Regions from separate parts of the Homo sapiens genome. Here region 1 is linked to region 2. A link is a contact called in ENCODE Hi-C data. All regions are on one chromosome and are shown on one strand. Each heading gives the region's core, a stretch centred on a gene start or an enhancer-like site at or near the end of the contact. The rest is flanking DNA. Distances are from core to core; before and after follow the strand shown.

Evidence for each region. Hi-C counts contacts between places; a loop is a spot of excess contacts on that map. Pooled maps may share reads with other maps.
Region 1: a loop to region 2 is called in a pooled map, with 3 times the contacts of the local background. The contact joins the promoter of LGALS14 here to the enhancer-like site in region 2. A Hi-C loop is called at or near these places in 1 of 168 maps with a recorded cell type or tissue (mesothelial cell of epicardium) and 6 of 50 pooled maps.

Annotation. Positions count from the first base shown.
Region 1 is chr19:39,701,492-39,707,645 of GRCh38, forward strand. It overlaps LGALS14 (galectin 14), which reads left to right and starts at 2,990. Exons shown (of 4, transcript NM_020129.3): 1 at 2,990-3,052; 2 at 5,106-5,182; 3 at 5,687-5,897. The coding sequence starts at 3,038. RefSeq lists enhancers at 2,897-3,026, 3,047-3,136.
Region 2 is chr19:39,556,394-39,562,184 of GRCh38, forward strand. No RefSeq gene overlaps it. Among named protein-coding and RNA genes, the nearest start is that of EID2, 19 kb to the left of the region's middle. RefSeq lists an enhancer at 2,173-2,282. Within about 2 kb of position 2,363, at least 6 of the 41 ENCODE cell types and tissues checked have a DNase peak (open chromatin) inside an H3K27ac peak, as active enhancers do.

The DNA.
Region 1 (6,154 bases), core at 1,740-4,239, 150 kb after region 2:
TGCAAATCAAAACCACCATGGGATACCATCTCTCACCAGTCAGAATGGCTAGTATTCAAAAGTCAAAAAATAACAGAAACTGGCAAGTTTGTGAAGAAAAGGGAACACTTACACATTTTTGGTGGCAGTGTAAATTAGTTTAATCATTGTGGAAAGAAATGTGATGGTTCCTCGAATGGCTAAAATAGAACTACCATTCAACCCAGCTATCCCATCACTGAGTATATACCCAGAAGAATATAAATCATTCTACCATAAAAACGTGCACATGAATGTTTATTACAACAGTATGCACAATAGCAAAAACATGGACTCAACCTAATAGCTCATAAAGGACAGACTGGATAGAGAAAATGTGGTACATATACACCATAGAATACTATGCAGCCTCAAAAAAGAATGAGATTATGACTTTTGCAGGAACATGGATGGAGTTGGAGGTCATTAACCTTAGTGAACCAATGTGGAAATGAAAAACAAAATACTGCATGTTCTCACTTAGAAGTGTGAGCTAAATGATGAGGCCCATGGATACCAAGAGGGAAACAACACACACTGAGACCTACTTAAGGGTGGAGGGTAAAAGGTGAGACAGGAGCAGAAAAAATAACTATTGGGTACTAGGCTTAGTACCTGGATGTGAAATAATCTTTACCGCAAACCCCATGACACGAGTTTCCCTGCATATGTACCCCTGAACATAAAATAAACGTTTAAAAAACAAAGAAAAAAACCAATGTCACCTTTCTTCTGGAATCTGCAGGAGAAACAGTGTCTCTGAAACTTTGATTCACATGGACATCAAGAGAAAGGAGAGAGTATTGCTAGAGTCCAGGTGTGGGACAGACAGATGAGAGCAGCCCTCACCTGGTAGAGCCAAAGGGCTTAGCATGGGGCAGGTTCATGCAAGGACGTTCTCTACCTCCCCCCCGGATCATCCTGAGGATCAAGGGCAGTGCTGTCCCAGAATCTTTAAAGGCAAAAAGAACAATTTAAAGGCAGAATGTATGATCTGTAGGTGTCTCTTTCCAATAAGTGTGGGGAAGAGGAATACAGACTACGGGGGTACTGGTCCCTTAGGTGAGGTCTGCACAGCTGGTATGCAGTACCAGCTACTCAGGATACTGAGCTGGGAGGATCACCTGAGCCCAGGAGCCAGAGGTTGCAGTGAGCCAAGATGGAGCCACACCACTCCAGCCTGAATGTCAGAGTGAGACCTGTCTTAAAACAACAACAAAAGGCGAGAAAAGACAAGAACAGAGAACAGATACTTTTCTTTTCTTTTCTTTTCTTTTTTTTTTGAGATGAAGTCTCACTCTGTCCCCCAGGCTGGAATGCAGTGGCATGATCTTGGCTCACTGCAAGCTCTCCCTCCCGCATTCATGCCATTCTCCTGCCTCAGCCTCCTGAGTAGCTGGGACTATAGGCGCCCGCCACCGGCCCGGCTAATATTTTGTATTTTTAGTAGAGACAGGGGACGCTTCTCAAAAGTACACATACAGGTGGCCAACAAGTATATAATAAAAGCTCAATATCACTGAACATTAGAGAAATGCAAATCAAAACTACAATGAGATACCATCTCACACCAGTCAGAATGGCTCTTCTTAAAAAGTCAAAAAAGGACAGATGCTGGCAAGGGTGTGGAGAAAAAGGAGCACTTACAGATTATTGGCGGTGGTGTAAATTAGCTCACCCATTGTGGAAAGCAGTGTGGTGATTCCTCAAAGAGCTTATAACAGAACTACCATTAAACCCCGCAATCCCATTACTGGGAATGGTGTATACACTACTGTATACACAGAAGAATAGAAATTATTCTGCCTTAAAGACATATGCATATGAATGTTCATTGCAACACTGTGCACAATAGCAAAGACACAGAATGAACCCAAATGCCATCAAGGACAGATTGGATACAGATAATGTGATACATATACACAATGGAATACTATGAAGCCCTAAAAAAGAATGAGTTCATGTCTTTTGCAGGAACATGGATGGAGCTGGAGGCCATTATTTTTAGCAAACTAATGCAGGAACAGAAAACCAAATACTGCATGTTCTCACTTATAATTGTGAACTAAATGATGAGACTCATGGACACCAATAGGGGAACAACACACACAGAAGCCTACTTGAGGTTGGAGGGTGAAAGGTGAGATAGGAGCAGAGAAAATAACTATTGGGTACTACGCTTAGTACCCAGGTGAAGAAATCATATGTACCACAAACCTCATGACATGACTTTATCTGCATATGTACCCCTGAACCTATAATAAAAGTAAAAAAAAAGAAAAAAGAAAAAAAATCTCATCTTTCTCCCAGAATCTGCAGGAGAAACAATATCTCTGAAACTTTGTTTTACATGGACTCCAAGACAAAGCAGAGAATGCAGCTAGAGCCCAGGTATGTGACAGACAGATGAGAGTGACCCTCACCTGGCAGATCCAAGGGGCCTAGTGTGAGGCAGGTTCATGCAAGAACTATCTCTACTTCTCTTCCCAGATCCTCCTGAGGATCAAGGTCAAAAGGATCTGACCCTTAAAGGCCCTCCCAGAACCTTTAAAGGCAAAGAGAAGAATTACCTTCTAGGTCTAACGTCTTTTTCCAAAATTCCCAATTTTTTATTTTTAGTCATTGTACAAATTGAGGAAATGTACACCTTCTGGCTAGATTCTGCATACTGGAGAAAAAGCTTGAGAGGCACAAAGGCTGGGCTTTACAATCCCTACCCCTCACTCCATCATCCTTATCTATGCATTTCCCTGGTAACCCAATCCACAGCCTGGTACCTCCCCCACTGTCATTTCTGCTGCATTACAGACACAGACCTGCAAACATCTATGGTTGTGACAGAGTTTCTTTCTGACACCTGAGTCTTTCTCCTGCTGCACGGAAAGCTTGCTGGGAGGGGCTTGGAATCTGGCATGAAGCCAAAGGGCATCTCTGAGTTGCAGCATTTAAATGATCCCACTCAGAGATTCACACAGAAGACTGGACACAATTCCGAAGAGCTGCCCAGAAGGAGAGAACAATGTCATCACTACCCGTGAGTTGAAAAGTCACAGCCTTCAATAATCTCAAGTCACATAAACCAAGAAAGAAACAGGGGAGGTTTTCTGAGTTGAAAATATGAGCATTCCTACTGTGAATGCATTACCGAGAGTTGTGGGTGTGTAGAAGAGAAACCCTGAGGCTGTGGTATCTGAGATGATTGTGGGTGTAGGCTGTGGACCCTGGACCAGTGTAACCCTCTGTGAGGGTGTGGTGGTGTCTGATGAGAGTGAACTCTGCTGAGATTAAGTGACTTTAGGTGGGAGGTGGATGACCCACCAGGACCGGCAAGTGTGTGAGTGAGTGTAAGGGGGTGAGTGTGCTTTGTCTTCCTGTCTGTGATGTGAGTGTGTGTGGGCACAGCCAGACCAGTGCATGGTCATCTTTATGTGCACAGTGAGCAGGTGTGTGTAACTCAGTGAGTGGCATGGCTCTGTGTGACTATGGGTGTGTGTGCTGGGATGTGACTGGGTATTGAAGGGAAAACATGCACGTGGCCTTCTGTGCATGTGAAGGTTCCTCCCCACACAGCAGCACCTCTGATGAAGCACCTGTGTGTCTTTTCATGTGTGGCAATGTGGATCCCAAGTGGCTTAACTGGTGGGGATCTTGGGGATTGTGAGTTACCAAGGACTCGTTTCAGATCACTTATGAGAGCGAAATATATCATCAGTAGATATCTCTTCCCAGTAAGAGTGAGGAAAAGGAACGCAGATTATGGGAGAGATGGTTCCTCAGGTGGGGACTGCACAGAGTGATCACTGGCTTTTGCCTCCCAGGCTCAGCTTCCCTGTCGCTAGCCCAGCCTGTTCTTCCCATTGTGGAACAGGCGAGTGTGAAGATACTGATTTGCCAGGGAAGAATATTAGAGGCCGTGGTTAAAGAGACGGAATCAAACAAAATATCCACTGTAAGCTCTGTCTGAACTGAGACTAAACTTGTTCCTCCACTCATGAAAGAACAAGCTGTCTGAATTCAGACAGTGCTTACTGTGGACATTACTCAACAAAGCAGCTGGGTTCACTGGTTCATGACTATAATCCCACCAATTTGGGAGGCAAAGATGGGAGGGTAACTTGAGGCCAGAAATTTGAGACCGGTCTAGGCATCATAGTGATATGCTTTCTTTAAAAATCTTTAAATATCTGACTGGCAGAGTGGCAGACACCTTTCACCCCAGCTACACAAGAGGGGGCAGATGTGTGAGGATCACTGCAGTCCAGGAGTTCGATGTTTCAGTGAGCTGTGATTGCACCACTGCATATCAGCCTGGGTGACAGAGCAAGACCCTATCTCAAAAATACAGAAAAATCATCAACCACTTGCAGTCGTCGTAGAAATCAATCATTCCCTCCAGTTATGTCCCTGACCCACAGGCTTCATTTGTGCAAGTACTGGGGCTGTGCTGTCAGTAATGTGTGCCGCTTCTGGGAAGGACGTCCATTGCCCTTGATGATTGTGGTGCGTGTACATCCCACACACAGGGGTTTCCTGTTCTTTCGTCATTTCCCTTTCTCTTTCAACAAGTGTTGTTTCTCACTGGAGTGAATTTTTAAATTCTTTCACCCTCAAGTCTTGTTTTCATTTTCTGAGTTGAAAATAAGGCAGGTCAGTGTTTCAGGAGGACTCCCCTGTTCTGTTAGGTCACCCCTAATTGACCCTATACATGCCAGGGATTAGGGTAAAAGTTTTACCTATATTAACTCCTCTATTACTGAGAACACCCTACAAAGTAGGAATTCCTGATAGTCCTCCTTGTCCTGGGGAAACTGAGGCAGGGAGAGGTTAAGTAATAGATCTAAGATTGCACTGCTAGTATAAGGCAAAATGAGGACTGGAATCCAGGCATCCGGGCTCTTGAACAATTGCTCTTACCTATGGATCCACCATATCTTCAGGAATATGGGGCCCTGACTGTGGTAGGGTGAAAGGGGAGAGGCCTCAGAGTCTGACCTTTGATCTCTAACCTCCTGCACCATGGGAATCTGTTACATAGGGGAGGTTACACCTTACCCTTTAGCTCTCACTCACTCTCCATACCCTGGCAGGTACCATACACACTGCCTGTTTCCTTGCCTGTTGGTTCGTGCGTGATAATCACAGGGACACCGATCCTCACTTTTGTGTGAGTACTCCATGGTCCAATGGAGGGGGTGGAGGAGAGAAGGGAGAATATTTGCTAAGGGTTTAACCTTATGTGTGAGTGATGTGGAAAACTCTAGTTGGCATAATGAAGGCCTCATGCAAGTGCAGGCCCTGGAGACCTTCCAGCAACAGACATGAGACCTGTAGAAACTGCATGCAGGCCAGCCACGGAACCTAGGGGAGGAGAACACTCAGTGGGTTTGGGTTGTGGCTCTTTATTAAAGGGCATAGAATTTTCAGGAAATGAACAAGTCATAGGCCCATGTCACTGACTGGCGCTCAGTTTTTGTCTGGGGATGAGGAACACAGCATCTCCCTGCCTGGGGGCATGAGGAGCTAAAGCGTCCCCACAGGGACCAGGACTGCAGTATCATCGGGGAGACTTTTTGCCCTGGGTAAAGGGGGGAAGGGATTTGTGTGTGTGGCGAGTGTGTGTCTGCACAATGGGGGGACCTGCCCAACATGCTGTGTGCTTTGACCTCAGCAAGGACCCACAGCTGGAGGTGAATTTCTACACTGGGATGGATGAGGACTCAGATATTGCTTTCCAATTCCGACTGCACTTTGGTCATCCTGCAATCATGAACAGTTGTGTGTTTGGCATATGGAGATATGAGGAGAAATGCTACTATTTACCCTTTGAAGATGGCAAACCATTTGAGCTGTGCATCTATGTGCGTCACAAGGAATACAAGGTGAGTACTTCAGGATCTTCCAGCGCTGGAGCTCTGTGGGCTCTTAGAGCAGGAGGCAGCTTTCATTGACCTGGTGCCACCAGTCCCTTGGGGCCCATCTTCCATAACTATTCCTGTTTCAGGTTTTCATCACAGAGCACCCTCTGCTTGCACTGCCATCCTCAGCTCTTTCCCAAATCTGACCAAGATCAAGGTCGGCTCACCTGCCATTTCCTCCAAAGTGGAGAATCTCCTCTGTCTTTTCCCATAGTGCTCAT
Region 2 (5,791 bases), core at 1,113-3,612:
TCAGATGGAGTTTTGGTCTTGTTGCCCAGGCTGGAGTGCAATGGTGCGATCTCACCTAACCGCAACCTCCACCTCCCGGATTCAAGCAACTCTCCTGCCTCAGCCTCCTAAGTAGCTGGGATTACAGGCATGCACCACCACACCTGGCTAATTTTGTATTTTTAGTAGAGACAGGGTTTCTCCATGTTGGCCAGGCTGGTCTTGAACTCCCGACCTCAGGTGATCCGCCCACCTCGGCCTCCCAAAGTGCTGGGATTATAGACGTGAGCCACCACGCCTGGCCTAGAAGTGCCTATTTTATTGTGTCCAACACTTGACCCCTTTACAAAGCTATTATAACAGTGTGGTGCTTGCTTAAGGAGAGGCACATATACCAATGGAATATAATAGGGAGCCCAGAAATAAACACTCACATACACATTCATGTGAGAGTCCACAGTAGGCCAAGACCATCTCACTGGGAAAGGACAGTCTTTTCAACACATGATGCTGGGAAAACTGGACTTACACATGCAAAATAATATGGTTGGGGCCTTTATCTTATAACATATACAAAAATTAACTCAGAATGTATCACAGAATACATGTAAGACCTACAACGATAAAATTCTTTGAAAAAAACATAGACGCATATCTTCATGACATGAAATTTGGCAATGATTTCTTGGGGATGACTCCAAAAGCACAAGTAACAAAGGAAAAAACAGATAAACTGGACTCCCTCAAAACTGAAAACTTCATCAAAGGCCATTCTGGAAAAAGTAAACAGTCAACTCACAGAATGGAAGATAATTTGCAGATCAGATATCTGATAAGAGATTATTATCTAGAATAGAGACCTTCTACAATCCAACAACAATGGCACAAATACTCTCCCGATTTAACAGTGACCAAATAACTTCAACAGACATGTCTCCAGAACAGATATAAAAGTGGCCAATAAGCACATGAAAATATACTCAACTTCAGAGTCATTAGGGAAATGCAGAATCAAAGCCATAGTGAGATAGCACTTCACTCTCCCTAGGATGGCTGTTATTTTAAGATGCAAAATCACAAGTGTTGTGAGGATGTAGAGATACTGTAACCCTTGAATGTTGCTGTTGGGAGTGTAAAATGGTGCAGCTGCTGTGGAAAACTATATGGCAGTTCCTCAAAAAGGTCACCATGTGATCCAGCAACAGCACTTCTGAGTATACACCCTAAAGAATTGAAGAAAGAGACTCACGCTGATATTTGCACAGCAATGTTCATAGCAGCATGATTCACAACAGGCAAGAGATGGAAACAACCCCAATTTCCATCTACAGATATACGTACGATGGAAGATTATTAGCCTTAAAAGTGGATGACATTTTGACGCTTGCTATCACGTGAATGAGTCTTTAAAACATGCTAAGTGAAATAAGCCAGACTCCCCCTGAGGCTGTAGGTGCAGGCTGTGGGGAGAAGGTAACGGGGCAGGAGTAGGGGCTATGGACATTTGGACCCTTCCTCCTGCAGCTTTCTTGTGCCTTCAGGACCTGTGTAAGCCTGATCTCTCTGCCCAGTGAGTCCCCACTTCCATCCTGAGGCTATTTGGTCAGTGTCAGGTTGCAAAAGACACACAACCATGAAATGTGACTTGACAGATACTCTGCAGTACTTTCACTTTCAGATAGCTCTGGCTGAACTTGCAACCTAAATACAAATAGGATTTTGTTTCCTTTTCACTGCTAGTTATGATTTTCAAGAAATCCATGGTTTAGAGGAAAATGATTTTGTAATTTGTGCTGAATTCTGATGCATGCTATCTTGTCAGTATTTCAGATGAAAGTGATAGAAAAGACACTTGTTTATTGAGGGAGCAGTTAGCAAGCCACTCAGAGTAGATACACAATGGCCTGCCCTAAGTGAACTGGTGGGAAATAAGAGTTGCTTGATCGTTGATTTTTTATGAAAGTAGAGCCTAGGACTTTCCGTAGGTGTGAGAAAGTGTGTGATGGAAAGAGGAGGATCAGGGATGGTGTGGAGGTTTCTGACCTGAGAGAGGGGACTTGGGGACTTCAGTCCCCACATCCATCTTGAGGTTATTCACTCAGTGTCAGGTTGCATAGAACACACAACCGTGAAAGGTGACGTGACAGGTGCTCTGCAGCACTTTCACTTTTAGATAGTTCTGGCTGAACTTGTGATCTCACTAAAGATAGAAATAGATTTTCAAGAAATCCATGGTACAGAGGAAAATAATTTTGTAATTTATTGCTGGATTCTGATGCATACTATCTCATTAGTATTTCAGACAGAAGTGATAGGAAGGACACTTACTGAGGAAGCAGTTAGCAAGACACTCAGAGTAGACACACAATGGCCTGCCCTAGGTGAACTGGCAGGAAATCAGAGTCACTCTATCCGTGGTTGGCTTACGAAAGTAGAACCATAGGACTTTCCACAGGTGTGAGAAAGCGTGTGAGGGAAAGAGGAGGATAATGGACGGCATGGAGGTTTCTGGACTGAGAGAGGGGATTTGGGGCATGAATAACTGAGAGAGTAGCAGGGTGGGAGGGGCTGTGTCGGAGCTGAGCAGGGCTGAGTGGGAGTCATGGTCTATACTGAAAGCAGAGTAGGGATCTCATGGGGACTCTCTTCCTTCTACCTGGACCCCAAAACTCACAGGTCCCTCCACTCAACCAGGAAAAAGAAGAGGGAAGCTCATATGCTCTTCGCCCTCAGTTCAGGAATGGGGGGTGAACCATTTCATTTCTGGAAATGCTGAGACCCAGATTTAGCAAAGACCAATTTCCTCATTTAAAGGGTGCACCCACATGACCATGCCCTCCTCCTATCCTCCTTCCTGACTTAATGGGAGAAGTCGTGTCACAGAGGAGGGGCTGAAGCCTCAAATAATGGACAGGGCAGTCAGTACTTTTCAGAGCGTAAGTCTTGGTCAGAGATAAATAGAAGGCAAACCCTTTGATCAGGATACACAATGACATGGCTTCATGACAGGCATGCCAAATACATTTCTGTTTGTGATAAATCATGGAGTCTGTTATAGCAGCACAACGTAGACTGAGGTGGAAGTGAAGTCCAGGAAGCTGGGCTGCACAGCTCCTCATCCTCATTCCATCATTTCCATCTGTGCATTTTCCTGGTGATTCCCTGCCCCTGGCACATTCCTCACTGTCATTTCTGCTGCATCACAGTCACAGGCCTGCAAACAGAAACTGAGTCTCTTCCTGTCACCCCCTGCTCACACTGCTGGGAAATCTTGCTAGGAAGGGCTTGGAAACAGGAATAAGGCTGGGTGTGGTGGCTCACACCTGTAATCCCAGCACTTTGGTAGGCCAAGGCAGGTGGATCACGAGGTCAAGAGATCGAGACAATCCTAGCCAACATGGTGAAACCCCGTCTCTACTAAAAATACAAAAATTAGCTGGGCCTGCTGGCATGTGCCTGTAGTGCCAGCTACTCGGGATGCTGAGGCAGGAGATGAACCTGGGAGGAGCGGAGGCTACAGTGAGCCGAGATCGGGCCACTGCACTCCAGCCTGGTGACAGAGAGAGACTCCATCTCAAAAACAAACAAACAAACAAAGAAAAAAAAAACAGGAATAAAGCCAGAGGTCAGGACCAACAGGGACCATGTAAGTGCTGCAACTCAGACATTCACATAGAAGACCGGACACTATTCCGAAGAGCTGTCCAGTGGGAGAAAACAATGTCACCGCTATGTGTAAGTTGAAAGGCACGGCCTTCAATAACCTCAAGTCACATAAACCGAGAAAGAAGCATAGACGATTTTATGAGATGAAAACATGATCACATTGGATGAAATATTCTGTAAGTATCTATTAAATCCATTTCTTCTATAGTAGGGATTAACGTTCTTTGTTTGTATTGTCTGGAAGACCTGTCCAATGCTGAAAATGAAACATAGAAATCTCCAGCTATTATTGTATTGGGGCCTATCTCTCTCTTTAGTTCTAATAATATTTCCTTTATATACCTGGGTGCTCCACTCTTTGGTGCACATATATTTAAAACTGTTATATCTTCTTGCTGAGTTGATGTCTTATTCATTATATATTGACTTTATTGTCTCTGCTTAGAGTTTTTGTCTCAAAATATATTTTGTCCAATATAAATATAGCTACACCTGTTTTGTTTCATTTCTATTAGCATGGAACATCTTTTTCTATTTCTTTATCTTCGGTATATGTGTGCCTTTATAGGTGAAGTGTGTTTCATGTAGGCAACAGATCAATTGTTTTTGTTTTTTCATCCATTCAGCCACTCTATGTGTTTTGATTGGAGAGTCTAGTCCATTTTCATTCAATGTTTTCATTGATAATTAAGTAAAGACTTAGTCCTGCCATTTTGGTGTTTGATTTCTAGCTGTATTTTGGTCTTCTCTTCCTTTGTTTCTTACTATCTTTCCTTACTGAAGATAATTTTGTCTGGCGATACAATTTAGTTTCTTGCTTTTTATGGTTTGTGTTTTTTTTTGTGAATCCATTGTATGTTTTCTGGTTCAAGGTGACCATGAGGCTTGCAAATACTATTTTATAACCCATTATTTTAACATGATAGCTACTTAACACCCTTTACTTAAAAAAAACAAGCAACAAGAAAACTTATAGAAACTCTATACTTTAACTTCATCCCCCCGCCTTTTAACTTTTAGTTATTTCTGCCTATATCTTATTTTACTGTGTATATCTTCAAAAGTTGCAGTTATTATTATTATTATTGGTTCATTGTTTAGTCTTTCTATTTAGGAAATGAGTAGTTTACACATCACGGTTACAGTGTTATAATATTGTGTGTGTTTCCACTAAAAAATCTGCTGCCAGGTGTATTGCAGCTGCATTGTATGCTATTTTTTTTCTTTGGGGCTTGCAGGATTTTTTCTTTGCTCTTGACCTTTGAAAGTTTGATTATTAAGTAGCTTGAATTAGTCTTCTTTGGGTTAAATTGTCTTGGTGTTCTATAACCTGCTTGTACTTGGATATTGATCTCCTTTTCCAGGTTTGGGAAGTTCTCTGTTATTATTCTTTTAAATAAACTTTCTACCACTATTTCTTTCTCTACTTTTTCTTTAAGGCCAGTAACTCTTAGGTTTGCCTTTTTGAAGCTATTTTTCTAGATCCTATAGCCATGTTTCATGGCTTCATTGTTTTTTACTCCTTCTTCTTTTGTCTCCTCTGGCTGTGTGTTTCAAATAGCCTGTCTTCAAGCTCACTAATATTTTCTTCTGCTTGATCAATTCTGCTGTTAAAAGACTGATGCATTATTCAGTATGCCAATTGCATTTTTGTATTTTATTTTGCTTTATGTTCTGGGATACATGTGCAGAACATGCAGGTTTGTTTCATAGGTAAACATGTGCCATTGTGGTTTGTTGCACCTATGAACCTGTCACCTATGTATTAAGCTCCACATGTATTAGCTGTTTGTCTTGATGCTCTCCCTCTCTTTGCCCCCACCAACAGGCCCCAGTGTGTATTGTTTCCCTCTCCGTGTCTGTGTGTTCTAACTGTTCAGCTCCCATTTATGAGTGAGAACGTGCAGTGTTTGGTTTTCTGTTCCTATGTTAGTTTGCTGAGGATGATGGCTTTGAGCTTCATCCATGTCCCTGCAAAGGGCACGATATCATTCCTTTTTATGGCTCCATTTCTCAGCTCCAGAACTATTGTTTGAGTCCTTTTAATTATTTTAAACTTTTCGGTTAACTTATCTAATAAAATTCTGAATTCCTTCTCTGTGTTATCTTGAATTTATTTGAGTTTTCTTAACACTGCTAAATTAAA